4 separate regions of the Homo sapiens genome follow, and all the other regions are linked to region 1. The links are chromatin contacts, found by Hi-C or POLR2A ChIA-PET in ENCODE. All regions are on one chromosome and are shown on one strand. The core of a region is the stretch at or near the end of the contact, and the rest is flanking DNA. Distances in the headings are between cores, read along the strand shown. Region 1 holds the start of SPC24 (SPC24 component of NDC80 kinetochore complex). Region 2 holds the start of QTRT1 (queuine tRNA-ribosyltransferase catalytic subunit 1). Region 3 holds the start of DNM2 (dynamin 2). Region 4 holds the start of ELOF1 (elongation factor 1).

The links. Hi-C counts contacts between places; a loop is a spot of excess contacts on that map. ChIA-PET counts read pairs that join two places held with the same protein, here RNA polymerase II (POLR2A). Pooled maps may share reads with other maps.
Region 2: a loop to region 1 is called in a pooled map, with 4 times the contacts of the local background. The contact joins the promoter of QTRT1 here to the promoter of SPC24 in region 1. A Hi-C loop is called at or near these places in 1 of 168 maps with a recorded cell type or tissue (naive thymus-derived CD4-positive, alpha-beta T cell), 2 of 37 single-sample maps with no recorded cell type and 8 of 50 pooled maps. POLR2A ChIA-PET finds 5 or more read pairs at or near these places in 2 of 52 experiments (T-cell and naive thymus-derived CD8-positive, alpha-beta T cell).
Region 3: a loop to region 1 is called in a map of naive thymus-derived CD4-positive, alpha-beta T cell, with 18 times the contacts of the local background. The contact joins the promoter of DNM2 here to the promoter of SPC24 in region 1. A Hi-C loop is called at or near these places in 1 of 168 maps with a recorded cell type or tissue (naive thymus-derived CD4-positive, alpha-beta T cell), 3 of 37 single-sample maps with no recorded cell type and 8 of 50 pooled maps.
Region 4: a loop to region 1 is called in a pooled map, with 8 times the contacts of the local background. The contact joins the promoter of ELOF1 here to the promoter of SPC24 in region 1. A Hi-C loop is called at or near these places in 5 of 50 pooled maps. POLR2A ChIA-PET finds 5 or more read pairs at or near these places in 6 of 52 experiments (B cell, BJ, HCT116 and 3 more).

The regions. Positions count from the first base shown.
Region 1 is chr19:11,154,333-11,157,308 of GRCh38, forward strand. SPC24 (SPC24 component of NDC80 kinetochore complex) reads right to left here and starts at 1,450. Exons shown (of 5, transcript NM_182513.4): 1 at 1,285-1,450. The coding sequence starts at 1,444. RefSeq lists a silencer at 1,407-1,566.
Region 2 is chr19:10,700,049-10,703,024 of GRCh38, forward strand. QTRT1 (queuine tRNA-ribosyltransferase catalytic subunit 1) reads left to right here and starts at 1,391. Exons shown (of 10, transcript NM_031209.3): 1 at 1,391-1,655; 2 at 1,902-1,970; 3 at 2,068-2,206. The coding sequence starts at 1,413. RefSeq lists enhancers at 1,108-1,856, 1,335-1,424, 2,185-2,374 and a silencer at 1,645-1,704.
Region 3 is chr19:10,716,659-10,719,634 of GRCh38, forward strand. It overlaps DNM2 (dynamin 2), which reads left to right and starts at 1,421. Exons shown (of 21, transcript NM_001005361.3): 1 at 1,421-1,745. The coding sequence starts at 1,585. It overlaps MIR638 (microRNA 638), which reads left to right and starts at 1,746; the gene lies at 1,746-1,845. RefSeq lists enhancers at 500-689, 880-999, 2,440-2,579 and a silencer at 1,280-1,949.
Region 4 is chr19:11,557,793-11,560,768 of GRCh38, forward strand. It overlaps ELOF1 (elongation factor 1), which reads right to left and starts at 1,438. Exons shown (of 4, transcript NM_032377.4): 1 at 1,399-1,438. RefSeq lists an enhancer at 2,762-2,976.

The DNA of each region.
Region 1 (2,976 bases), core at 200-2,699:
GTTTAAGACCAGCCTAGCCAACATGGTGAAACCCCATCTCTACTAAAAATACAAACATTAGCTGGGCATGGTGGCGCATAAGTGTGTTCTCAGCTACTTGGGAGGCTGAGGTGGGAGGATCACTTAAGTCTGGGAGGCAGAGGTTGCAGTGAGCCAAGATCACACCACTGCATTCAAGCCAGGGTAATGGAGCGAGGCTCTGTCTCACAGTAAGTACACAAAATGAAAGGAAATTCTGATACAGGCTATGACATGGATGAACCTGGAGGACATTATGCTCCATGAAATAAGCCAGACACAAAAGGGTAGATATTGTATGATTCCACTAGGAAGGGTAGATATTGTACAATTCCTCGTAAGGTTCCTAGAGGAGTCAAATTTGAGACAGAAAGTAGAACCCTGGTGGGTGCCAGGGTCTGAGAAGGGGATGGGGAGTGAGTGTTTCATGGGGACAGAGCTTCAGTTTGGAAAGATGAGAAAGTTCTGGAGATGGATGATGGTGCTGATGGTTGCACAGCAGTGTGAATGTGCTTAAGGCCACTGAACTGTGCAGTTACAGATAGTGAAGATGGGCCGGACACAGTGGCTCACGTCTGCAGTCCCAGTACTTTGGGAGGCTGAGGCAGGCAGATTACCTGAGGTCAGGAGTTTGAGACCAGCCTGGCCAACGTGGTGACCCCCCGTCTCTACCAAAAATACAAAAATTAGCCGAGTGCGGTGGCAAGCGCCTGTAATCCCAGCTACTCAGGAGGCTGAGGCAGGAGAATAGCTTGAACCCGGGAGGTGGAGGTTGCGGTGAGCCCAGGGCCTGGCAGCAGCAGATGCTCCATAAAACATCTGAATGCCTTCAGGAAGAAGGGATGGGCTATTGTCACAACCATTTGACAAGGAAGGAAGCTGAGGCACAGAGAATTTAAGAAACTCACCTCAAGTCTCACAGCGGACATGGGGATGGGTGCTAGGATTCAAACCCGGAGCTTTGACTCCTGAGCCCCAGTTCAAACCCTGAGACCCCCAGCTCCTGCTCACGGAGAGCTCAGAAGGGGCCAACCCCTCCAGACTCCTATATTTACCACTAAACCCCTGGGGGGTGGGGGATGGTTGCTGTCATAAAGCCGATTTCTCAGATGGTGAAACTAAGGCTCAGAGGGGGCCGTCCCAGGGGGCATAGGGCAGGAGATGGGAGAGTCCAGGAGAGAAGGGGTTTTGAGGTGGGCCTGGTCGCCCCCTCCCAGCACCCGGGCCCCTTCCCCCGTGGGCCCGCGACCACGCTCCGACCCTCACCTCGCAGCTGCTTCTCGGCACCGTCTTGCGTTTCCAGCAGCCGCTCCACCACCTGCTCGTGGCGCCCCAGCAGCCGTCGCTGCTGCGCCTCCGCGCGGTTGGCGCCCAGCAGGCTGAGCAGCCCCTGGCTCACCTCCTCTATGTCGCGGAAGGCGGCCATGACTACGCCAGGCTCCAACCCGCGCAAATTTGACTGTCCGCGGGGCCCGCCCTCTTCCAGAAGAGGTTGCTTTCCATTGGATTTTTTGATACGTCAGTCATAAGCAATGGCCAATAGGCATGGGGAACAGGATCTTAGACTGGGCTAAGCCGCCTTTGGTCTGGCCTGGTGCGCCTGCGACCACTCCTCCGTCAGTCATCGGTGATGACCAATCGGCGCAGGAAGGGGGAGGCTCCGTTATCCTTCCCGATGCGCCTGCGCGGGAGAGAAAGCGGCTGTTTATTTCTCCATAGGTCGAGCGCTTGCTCTGTGCAGGGTGGGGTTCTAACGGCAAAGCAGCGAGCAGCTTCTCCTGGAACTTACATCCTACAGTGTGTGCGTGGGATACACAATAAGCATAGAGAATAAGTAGATTCTATGAGAGGCTGCATAGCAAAATGGCGTCTGCAGCCAGATTTACTGGGTTCGAATCCCAGCGTTGCCACTTACTAGCTGTGTTACCCTGGACAGACTTCACCTCTCTGTGCGGTACTTTCCTCCTTAGTAAAATGAGGGTCATACTAGTGCCTGTGTCAGCGTTGGCGTGAGAATTCTTCTTATTACTTTTTTTTTAGAGACAAGGTATTGCTCTGTCACCCAGGCTGAAGTGCAGTGCCACAATCATAGCTCATTGCAACTTCGACCTCCTGGCCTCCAGCAATCCTCCTGCCTCCGCCTCCCAAAGTGCTGGGATTACAGGCGTGAGCCACCGAGCCCAGCCTGGCGTGATAGTGTCTCCTATTCAGTAGGTGCTATATAGTTGTTTAATGAAACATACATAGAATCCTAGCATGTAGCTGGGTGCAGTGGCTCACGCCTGTAAGTCTGAGCTCTTTGGAAGGCTAAGACAGGAGGATCGCTTGAGCCCTGGAGTTTGAGACTAGCCTGTCTCAAAACAAAACAAAACAAAGAAAAGATCAGTGCTGACTCTAAGGTGCTGGTTCCATGCTAGACACTGGTATTTCTGCAAGAAACAAGATGTTAAGATGGCATCTTTTTTTCTTTCTCTCTCTTTTTTTTTAAGACAGAGTCTCACTCTGTTGCCCAGGCTGGAGTGCAAGGCATTCCAGCCTGCTTCCTGGGTTCAAGGCATTCTCCTGCATCAGCCTCCCGAGTAGCTGGGATTACAGGTGCCCGCCACCGCACCCAGCTGATTTTTTGTATTTTTAGTAGAAACGGGGTTTCATTATGTTGGCCAGGTTGGTCTTGAACTCCTGACCTCGTGATCTGCCTGCCTCAGGCTCCCAAAGTGCTGGGATTATAGGCGTGAGCCACCGCGCCTGGCGTGGCAACATTTTTATGTGTGCTACCACCTAAAGAACATCTCATTGCTTTCCTATGATTTTTTTTTCTTTTCTTTTCTTTTCTTTTTTTTTTTTCTTGAGACAGAGTTTCGCTGTTGTTGCCCAGGCTGGAGTGCAATGGCGCGATCTCAGCTCACTGCAACCACCACCTCCCAGGTTCAAGTGATTCTCCTGCCTCAGCCTCCCGAG
Region 2 (2,976 bases), core at 141-2,640, 450 kb before region 1:
TTGCCCAGCCTGGTGTACAGTAGCCCAATCATAGCTCACTGCAGCCTCCAACTCTTCAGCTCAAGTGATCCTCCTGCCTCAGCTTCTTGAGTAGCTGAGACTACAGGGGCGTGCCACCACACCATGTTAATGTTTTTGTTTTGATTTTGTTTTTGTTTTTGTTTTTTAGATGAAGTCTCGCTTTGTCGCCCAGGCTGGAGTGCAGTGGCGCAATCGTGGCTCGACCTCCGCCTCCCGGGTTCAAGCGATTCTCCTGCCTCAGCCTCCCGAATAGCTGGGACTACAGGCACGCACCCCCACGCCCGGCTAATTTTTGTATTTTTTTAGTAGAGACGGGGTTTCACCATACTGGCCAGGCTGGTCTTGAACTCCTGACATCGTGATCCGCCCGCCTTGGCCTCCCAAAGTGCTGGGATTACAGGCGTGAGCCACCGTGCCTGGCTCACAACCTGTTAATTTTTTAATTTTTAAAACTTTTTTTTCTTTTTGACACAGAGTTTTGCTCCTGTTACCCAGGCTGGGGTGCAATGGCACGATCTCGGCTCACTGCAAACTCCGCCTCCCAGGTTCAAGCAATTATCCTGCCTCAGCCTTCGGAGTAGCTGGGATTACAGGCATGCACCACCATGCCTGGCTAATTTTGTATTTTTAGTAGAGACGGGGTTTCTCCACATTGGTCAGGCTGGTCTCGAACTCCCAACATCAGGTCATCCGCCCGCCTCAGCCTCTCAAAGCGCTGGGATTACAGGCGTGAGCCACCGCACCCAGCCACACCAGCTTAATTTTTTTTTTTTTTTTTTTTTTGAGATGGAGTCTCGCTCTGTCACCCAGGCTGGAGTGCAGTGGCACGATCTCGGCTCACTGCAAGCTCTGCCTCCCAGGTTCACGCCATTCTCCTGCCTCGGCCTCCGGAGTAGCTGGGACTACAGGTGCCTGCCACTGCGCCCGGCTAATTTTTTGTATTTTTAGTAGAGACGGGGTTTCACTGTGTTAGCCAGGATGGTCTCCATCCCATGACCTCGTGATCCTCCCTCCTCGGCCTCCCAAAGTGCTGGGATTACAGGCGTGAGCCACCACCCCCGGCCCTTTATTCAATCTTTACAAAGTCTTTATGCCGAGATGCTGTAATTCGCCACATTTTATCCAAGAGAAAATTATGGCTAAGAGAGTCTCTGATTGTAGCTCGAAAGTGCTAGGGATGGGATTCGTTCCCAGTTCAATTCTGATTCTTCGCTTTAGCGTGTTGTGGGTAGGAGTTAAATGGGCCCCCAGCCAGGACCAGGGGTTCAAATCCGTTGCCATGGTCCCCCGACGCTTTCCCGGGCTCCAGAACGGATCGCGTGGTCACGTGACAGCGGCCAACATGGCGCCGCCCACTGTGTGGTACGGCCCACGTGGTTCCGACAGTCAAGATGGCGGGAGCAGCTACCCAGGCTTCCCTGGAGTCGGCCCCACGGATCATGCGGCTGGTGGCCGAATGCAGCCGCTCCAGGGCCCGGGCAGGCGAGCTGTGGCTGCCGCATGGGACAGTGGCCACTCCTGTGTTCATGCCAGTGGGCACGCAGGCCACCATGAAGGGCATCACGACCGAACAGCTGGACGCTCTGGGTTGCCGCATCTGCCTGGGCAATACCTACCATCTGGGTCTAAGGCCGGTGGGTGGGCTCTGCCCGCGCGGGGAGGCGGCGAGGCGGCGAGGCGTGGGGAGCCATGGAGCGTCCTCCAGGCCCGGACACTCCTCCCAAAGTCAATCGACCAGCTGTATTGAGCGCCCCCAATGACCAGGCCTTGTACTGGGCGTGAAAGAGCAGCAGGGACTAAAGCTGGCCAGATCTGTCTCCCAAGAAGGGCCCCCAGGGACGCGGTCACCCCTAACCTGACACTTTCTTCCATCAACCCAGGGACCCGAGCTGATCCAGAAAGCCAACGGTCTCCACGGCTTCATGAATTGGCCTCATAATCTGCTAACGGTGAGCTGAGGAGAGAGCCGACGTTCTAGGGCCCTTCTCTGGAGTGAAGGGTCCCCATCTCCACCCCCTGACAGCTTTGCGGTGGGGTTTCCCTTAGGACAGCGGCGGTTTCCAGATGGTGTCGCTGGTGTCTCTGTCCGAGGTGACGGAGGAGGGCGTCCGCTTCCGCTCCCCCTACGACGGCAATGAGACCCTGCTGAGCCCGGAGAAATCCGTGCAGATCCAGAATGCGCTGGGTGAGAGGACCCTGGGGAGCCGCCTCCTTACCCTGTCTGTCAGGGGGTGAAGTTTACACGGGGCCTGTTTTTTAGCTGTTGTGTGGCTTTGAGCAGGTCACTCCTCGCTGAGCTTCAGTTGAACCAACTCAAAGCGGGGGTAAATAGTAGCAGGTCTTTGGTAGAATTGTTGACAAGTACATATGAGATGATGTCAGTAAATCTCCATCCCAGCCATGTAGTAGCTTAAGTATTATTATTGCAGTTTTTCTCTCATTAGCAAATTAAGACTGGACGTGGAAGCTCATGCCTGTAATCCCAGCAATTTGGGAAACTGAGGCGGGAAGATCACTTGAGGCCGGGAGTTGGAGACCAGCTTGGGCAATACAGGGAGACCCTGTCTCTACCAAAATAAAAAATAAAAAATAAAAAAAACAAATTAATTGGACAAATATCTGTTGAAATAATGGTGGCAACAAGAGGATTGGGGAGGCTTTAGGCTTCTCCCATATCCTCAATATCCTTCTTTTTTTTTTTTTTTTTTTTTTTTTTTGAGACAGAATTTTGCTCTTGTTGCCCAGGCTGGAGTGCAATTTTGCGATCTGAGCTCACTGCAACCTCTGCCTCCCGGGTTCAAGTGATTCTCCTGACTCAGCCTCCCGAGTAGCTGGGATTACAGGTGTGCGCCACCACACCTGGCTAATTTTGTATTTTTAGTAGAGACAGGGTTTCTCCATGTTGGTTAGGCTACTCTCAAACTCCTGAGCTCAGGTGATCCGCCTGCCTCGGCC
Region 3 (2,976 bases), core at 171-2,670, 440 kb before region 1:
GTCGTTTGGGCGCAGGAGTTTGAGACCAGCCTGGACAACACAGCAAGACCCTGTCTCTATAAAAAATAAAATAAAAATAATTAGCTGGGCATAGTTGCGCACGTCTGTGGTTCCAGCTACTCGGGACGCTGAGGCGGGAGGATCGTTTGAGCCCAGGTGCTTGTTGAATTGAGCTATGAGTGCACTACTGCACCCCAGCCTGGGCAACAGAGTAAGGACCCAGTTTCTAAGAAAAGAAGATTCATTAGCTAGACGCGGTGGCTCACACCTGTAATTCCAACACTTTGGGAGGCCAAGACGGGCGGATCACTTGAGGCCAGGCGTTCGAGACCAGCCTGGCCAATATGGTGAAACCCCGTCTACTAAAAATACAAAATTAGCTGGGCGTGGTGGCTCACACTTGTAATCCCAGCTATTCGGGAGGCTGAGGCAGGAGAATTGGTTGAACCGGGGAGGCGGAGGTTGCAGTGAGCCAAGATCGCGCTACTGCACTCCAGCCTGGGTGACAGAGTGAGTACCCCGCCTCAAAAAAAAGAAAAGAAAAAAGATTCATGATCTGCTAAAGTTGAAGAAGTGGGGGAAAACATTGGAGTGTTAGCGGCGTCAAGATCGGGCGTGAGCAGAAAGGGCACAGCATTTGCAAAGGCGTGGAGGAGTGATTTTATTGCGTTCTATCCCTAGGAAGCAATGACTTGGCCTCTACCATTTGCAGAGCGCATTGGGACCCTGCTCCCAGAGCTGGTTTGCAGTCTGGGAACTGAGATGCGCTCTGGGACTTGTAGTTTTCCCCAGTGCCAGGAAACTCAAAAATCGAGACATCGGATCCCACCACGAGGTGTCGCCCTTGAGCGAGTACGGTGGGATCTATCCTATACTTCAGAAGGCTGTTGCAGACATCCAACAATCACAAGGAAGAACGGGAGTTTTTCTGATTGACAGATATGGTTCTCAATGATAGTCAAGATTCGGATGTTAAAGCCCGCCCTCTTTTGCCTGGTTGGCTGGAGCAACGAAGTGATATTTATATGAACCAATGGGAAATTCTTAGGGAACGAGGTAGTAGCTCAATCCCCAACACCATTGGTCCACATTGTCTACTGGCACGTCTGCCTGCCAATAAGATGGTGGAACTTCGCCAATGGGCAGAGCCAACGTGCCTTTTTCGGAAACACCCCCTTCCTCTCTTGACAACTTGCTTTCTGCCGCTATTGGCTGTTGCACAACAGTGACGGTTCTTTTGTCCAATAAGTCAGCAAGACGGTCCCCAGGGGGAAGGTTTACTCAACCATAGGCCCGTGCCTAGTTTTTATTGGCTAGTGTATCCGAGTGGCGGTGCAGCAGGCCAGTCGCGTGCGGCGCGAGTGCTTTGGGCGCAGCCCCCGGGGCCGGGGCGGGAGGTCGCTCGGGTCGGGTGTCGCCTGAGAACCGGATGAGGCGGCGACCGTGAGGCCGAGCCGGGAGCGGGCGTCTTGCCGAGGCCCGGGCGGGCGGGGAGCAACGGCTACAGACGCCGCGGGGCCAGGTCGTTGAGGGTCGGCGGCGGGCGAGGAGCGCAGGGCGCTCGGGCCGGGGGCCGCCGGCGCCATGGGCAACCGCGGGATGGAAGAGCTGATCCCGCTGGTCAACAAACTGCAGGACGCCTTCAGCTCCATCGGCCAGAGCTGCCACCTGGACCTGCCGCAGATCGCTGTAGTGGGCGGCCAGAGCGCCGGCAAGAGCTCGGTGCTGGAGAACTTCGTGGGCCGGTGAGCGGGCGCGGCAGGGATCGCGGGCGGGTGGCGGCCTAGGGCGCGGAGGGCGGACCGGGAATGGCGCGCCGTGCGCCGCCGGCGTAACTGCGGCGCTTGCGTGCCCGCGGCGGGGAACCGGACGGGGTCGGGGAGGCGGGCCCTGTGGGACGCCCTGGGCAGAGGACTCCCTGCAGGGGCTCCGGAGCAGGCCCGGGCCCCAGGGGCGGTGTCACGGGCCAGGGCGCCGTAGGACAGGAGGTGCGCTGGAACCCTGCGGTCCATCTGGTCCCAGCTTTCGTGGGTGAAGTCTGCCATCTGGTTGGCCGTGGGTCTGGGGTAGATCCCTCTTCTGCTCTTTCGGGCTGTCCATCAGAGGTGAAACCGGCCATCTAGATATCTATTGGGGCGACCGCTGCGGTCTGGCTGGCTTGTTCTTGTATCTGGAGCTGCCCCCGCCGTCTGGTTGGCTGTCTCTCTGTCCTGGGCAAGCCTCCCTGCCACCACCATTTGGTTGTCCATCTGTCCAGTCCCACCTGGCAGCCCCCTGCTGTCTGGCTAGCTGTCCAGGGTGACCTCTGCTGTCTGGCCGCCCATCCGTGCCCCTCACAGACTTTAACACTGAGCAGTCCCTCTGTTGGGTGACACCAGCTGGCCTCTACTGTCTGACTGGCTAGCTGACTCCTAGGGGACCCTGTTTGATTCTCTCTGGCTGACTCTTACAGCTTGATTCCTGGCTAGCGCTGGCTCCTCTCTTCCGTGTGAATTCTTCTGTCTGTCTGGCCATCTCCTAGTCTGCCCATGACTACCCCTGAGTGTCTGGCACAACGGCTCTGGAAAGGGGTGGTAGGAGGGTAGAGGGGAGAACAGAGCTGAAGGAGGAGGTTTGGACCCTACTTCCCCTCTCAGCTGGAAGGAGGACTCTGGGGGTACCTTACTTCAGGATTCCTTTCCGAGTGCTAGAACACAGGGGCCCGCCTCCCAGCTACAGCCTACAAATTGGGGGCCCTCCTTTGGAGCCTGGGAAGGGGCTTCTTGCGTGATCAGGCCTCAGTGGCTAGCGCTGGGATGTAGCCTTCTCTGGACAGCCTTGAGAAGCCGCGGTGTGCCCATCTGTCCAGTGGGCAAACTCCACTCTCTGGGGCTGTTTCCAGGATTCAGGAAGCAAATGAATGAGAACAGCCCGTGCAGCCACCTCTCCCTCCCACCAACCCCTCTTGCCTTTCTTGTCTCCCAGATGGGCGGCCAC
Region 4 (2,976 bases), core at 188-2,687, 400 kb after region 1:
TGAGGCAGGAGAATCACTTGAACCTGGGAGGCGGAGGTTGCAGTGAGCCGAGGCACTCCAGCCTGGGCAACAGAGCAAAAAGCCCATGAGTTTAATTGTTGGATCCTCTCCTTTCTGGCTATACTCACCACATGAAGATTTCACCCAGTCTTAGGGCTTCATGCCTACTCTACACTGAGGCCACCTGCTTCTCCAGCCTTGAGTCTGAACTGCAGACTCTGATCTATCTGCCTCAGCCACACCTCCACCTGATGTCTAACTTCCACCTAAGATTAAACATATCATGTCCAAAACCAAGCCCCTGACATTGCAACCTGCTCTTCCAGTCTTCCTCATCTCAGCTAACAGCAATTCCATCTTTCCGGATAATCAAATCAGAAACCTTGGATTCATCCTCAATGTCTTTTTCCCTCACACATTCCTTATGCGATCCTCCCCCTGCCCCTCTACCTCTGAAATATAAATTAGCCGCGGCACCACGCCCAGCTAATTTTTGTATTTTTTGTAGAGACAGGGACCCACCATGTTGCCCAGCCTGGTCTGGAACTCCTGGGCTCAAGAGATACTCCCGCCTCGGCCTCCCAAAGTGCTGGCGTTACAAGCATGAGCCACCGTGCCCAGCAATAACCATTACTGAATAAATCACTCAATCAGTTTGCTTGTAACTCTATCACTTTGGGACGTCACGCCCGTAATCTCATCACTTTGGGAGGCCCAGGTGGGAAGATCGCTTGAAGCCAGGAGTTCCAGACCAGCCTGGGAAACAGAGTGAGACCCTTCATCTCTACAAAATTACAAAAATTAGCCTTGAGTCTGTAGTCCCAGCTACTCGGCAAGCTGAAGTGGGAAGCTTGCGCCCAGGAGGTCGAGGCTGCAATGAGCTATGATCGCGCCACTGCACTCCAGCCTCGGCGACACAGCAAGACTCACTCTCAAAAAAAAAAAAAAAAGTCCAAACAAAATCTACGGATGAGCCCCAGAAGCTCATTTTGCCCAGGGACTACAGTCTCCCCATCCCATGAATGGGGTCTGGCTTGCACAAGGAATGCAGAGGCCTCAGCCTGTCCTGTGACAACGTTAAGTCCAAGAGCGCCAAAAGGGGATGGCAGAGGAGTCATCCCCCGAATCTGCTGGTACCCAAGAGGTGGGGGGTTGGCTGTTCCTCCAGACTCACTAAAGCTTCGGCATCGCCTCCCGACGGCCGCCGGGAGGAGCCAGGCGTCCCGGTAGTCGCGCTTGGAAGGATGGGGTCGGGGGGAGTCAGTCTCCCCGACCGGCTTTCCCCCAAGCTCGAGGTCCCAGGAGCCTCCTCCAGGACCCCGTAAACGCACGGAGTAGAGGAACTTCCAGTCCTGCCCACCCCCAACGCCCACTCGCACGAGCCGCACCAGCACTCACCTTCTCCAGCTGCGAAAGCTCCGTTCACCCGGGAGATAGTGACTTCCGACTCCTGCCGGAAGCGGAAACCCCTCTCCTACTTTCAGGTCCCGGCCACCCCCATCCCGGACAGCCCAGCAAATAGGCCCTGCCTCCTTCGCCGCTCCTCTGAGCGCACGCGTACTCAAATAGCAGCGCTCCGACGGAGACGCAGTGCGCCTGCGCAAGAGCCGGTGCGTATTTGCCTGTACCTACGCGCGATGCCAGTACTTCTGGTCAGTTTCCAGGAGCGGCAAGTGAGGAATATGAAATAACCTTATGGCTGAATCAGGGTGAAGGGGAAGCTTGTAAGCATGGAAGACGCTCTACTCAAACTAAAAAGTTCAAGTTCTGATCCAGCAGATGAAGAGGGAGGCCTGAGAGGCTGCTGTTCTAACTCGCTCCCAGGTGACTTCCATGCTGCTGATCCGCAGACCACATTTTGAGTGCCCAGATTGTAGTAGATGAGGTTGAGTGGACAGGCTGGGGCCAGATTCCATGGAGCCTCGTGGGCCGTGTTAAGGATTTTTATTTTTTATTTTTGTTTTATTTTATTTTATTTTTTTGAGACGGAGTCTCACTTTGTCGCCCAGGCTGGAGTGCAGTGGCTCGATTTCGGCCCACTGCAACCTCCGCCTCCCAGGTTCAAGTGATTCTCCTACCTCAGCCTCCCGAGTAGCTGGGATTACAGGCGCCGGTCACCGCGCCCGGCTAATTTTTGTAGTTTTTTTTTTTTTTTTTTTTTTGAGTAGGGATGGGGTCTCACCATCTTGGCCAGGCTGGTCTTGAACTCCTGACCTCGTGATCCACCCGCCTCGGCCTCCCAAAGTGCTGGGATTACAGGCGCGATCCACCCGCCTCGGTCTCCCAAAGTGCTGGGATTACAGGCGTGAGCCACCGCGCCCGGCCAAGGACTTTTATTGGTTTTTATTTTTGGTTTTGTTTTTTTCTGAGACAGGGTTTCGCTCCGTCGCCCAGGCTGGAGTGCAGTGACGCCATATGGGCTCACTGCAACCTTAGCCTCCCGGGTTCAAGCGATCCTCCTGCCTCAGCCTCTTAAGTAGCTGTGATTACAGGTGCGCACTACCATGCCTGGCTAATTTTTGTATTTTTAGTAGAGATGGGGTTTCACCATGTTGGTCAGGCTGGTCTCGAACTCCTGACCTCAAGTGATCCATCCACCTCGGCCTCTCAAATTGTTGGGATTACAGGCATGAGCCACCACACCTGGCCTGAAAAAGATATTTCAAGATGGAGAGAGAGAGGGGTTAGCTGTGTCACGTGTCCCTGAGTTGAAGAAGATGAGGAAAGAGAATTGACAGTTGAGTTTGGCAAGGGTCTGGTCCCTGCGGACCTTGATAAGAGCTGTTGCATTAGAGTGTTCAGGAAGATAATTTGTAATGAAATGTATTTCGAATACAGATGCTCTTTGATTTACGATGGGGTTACATCCCGATAAACCTATCATAATCAAGTCAGGGGCTGTCTGTAGAGGGATCTCTAGGATATCCCCTAGGGGGCAGTGTTACCCTGGTAACCGTCAAGTGTAACCAGTAGAAC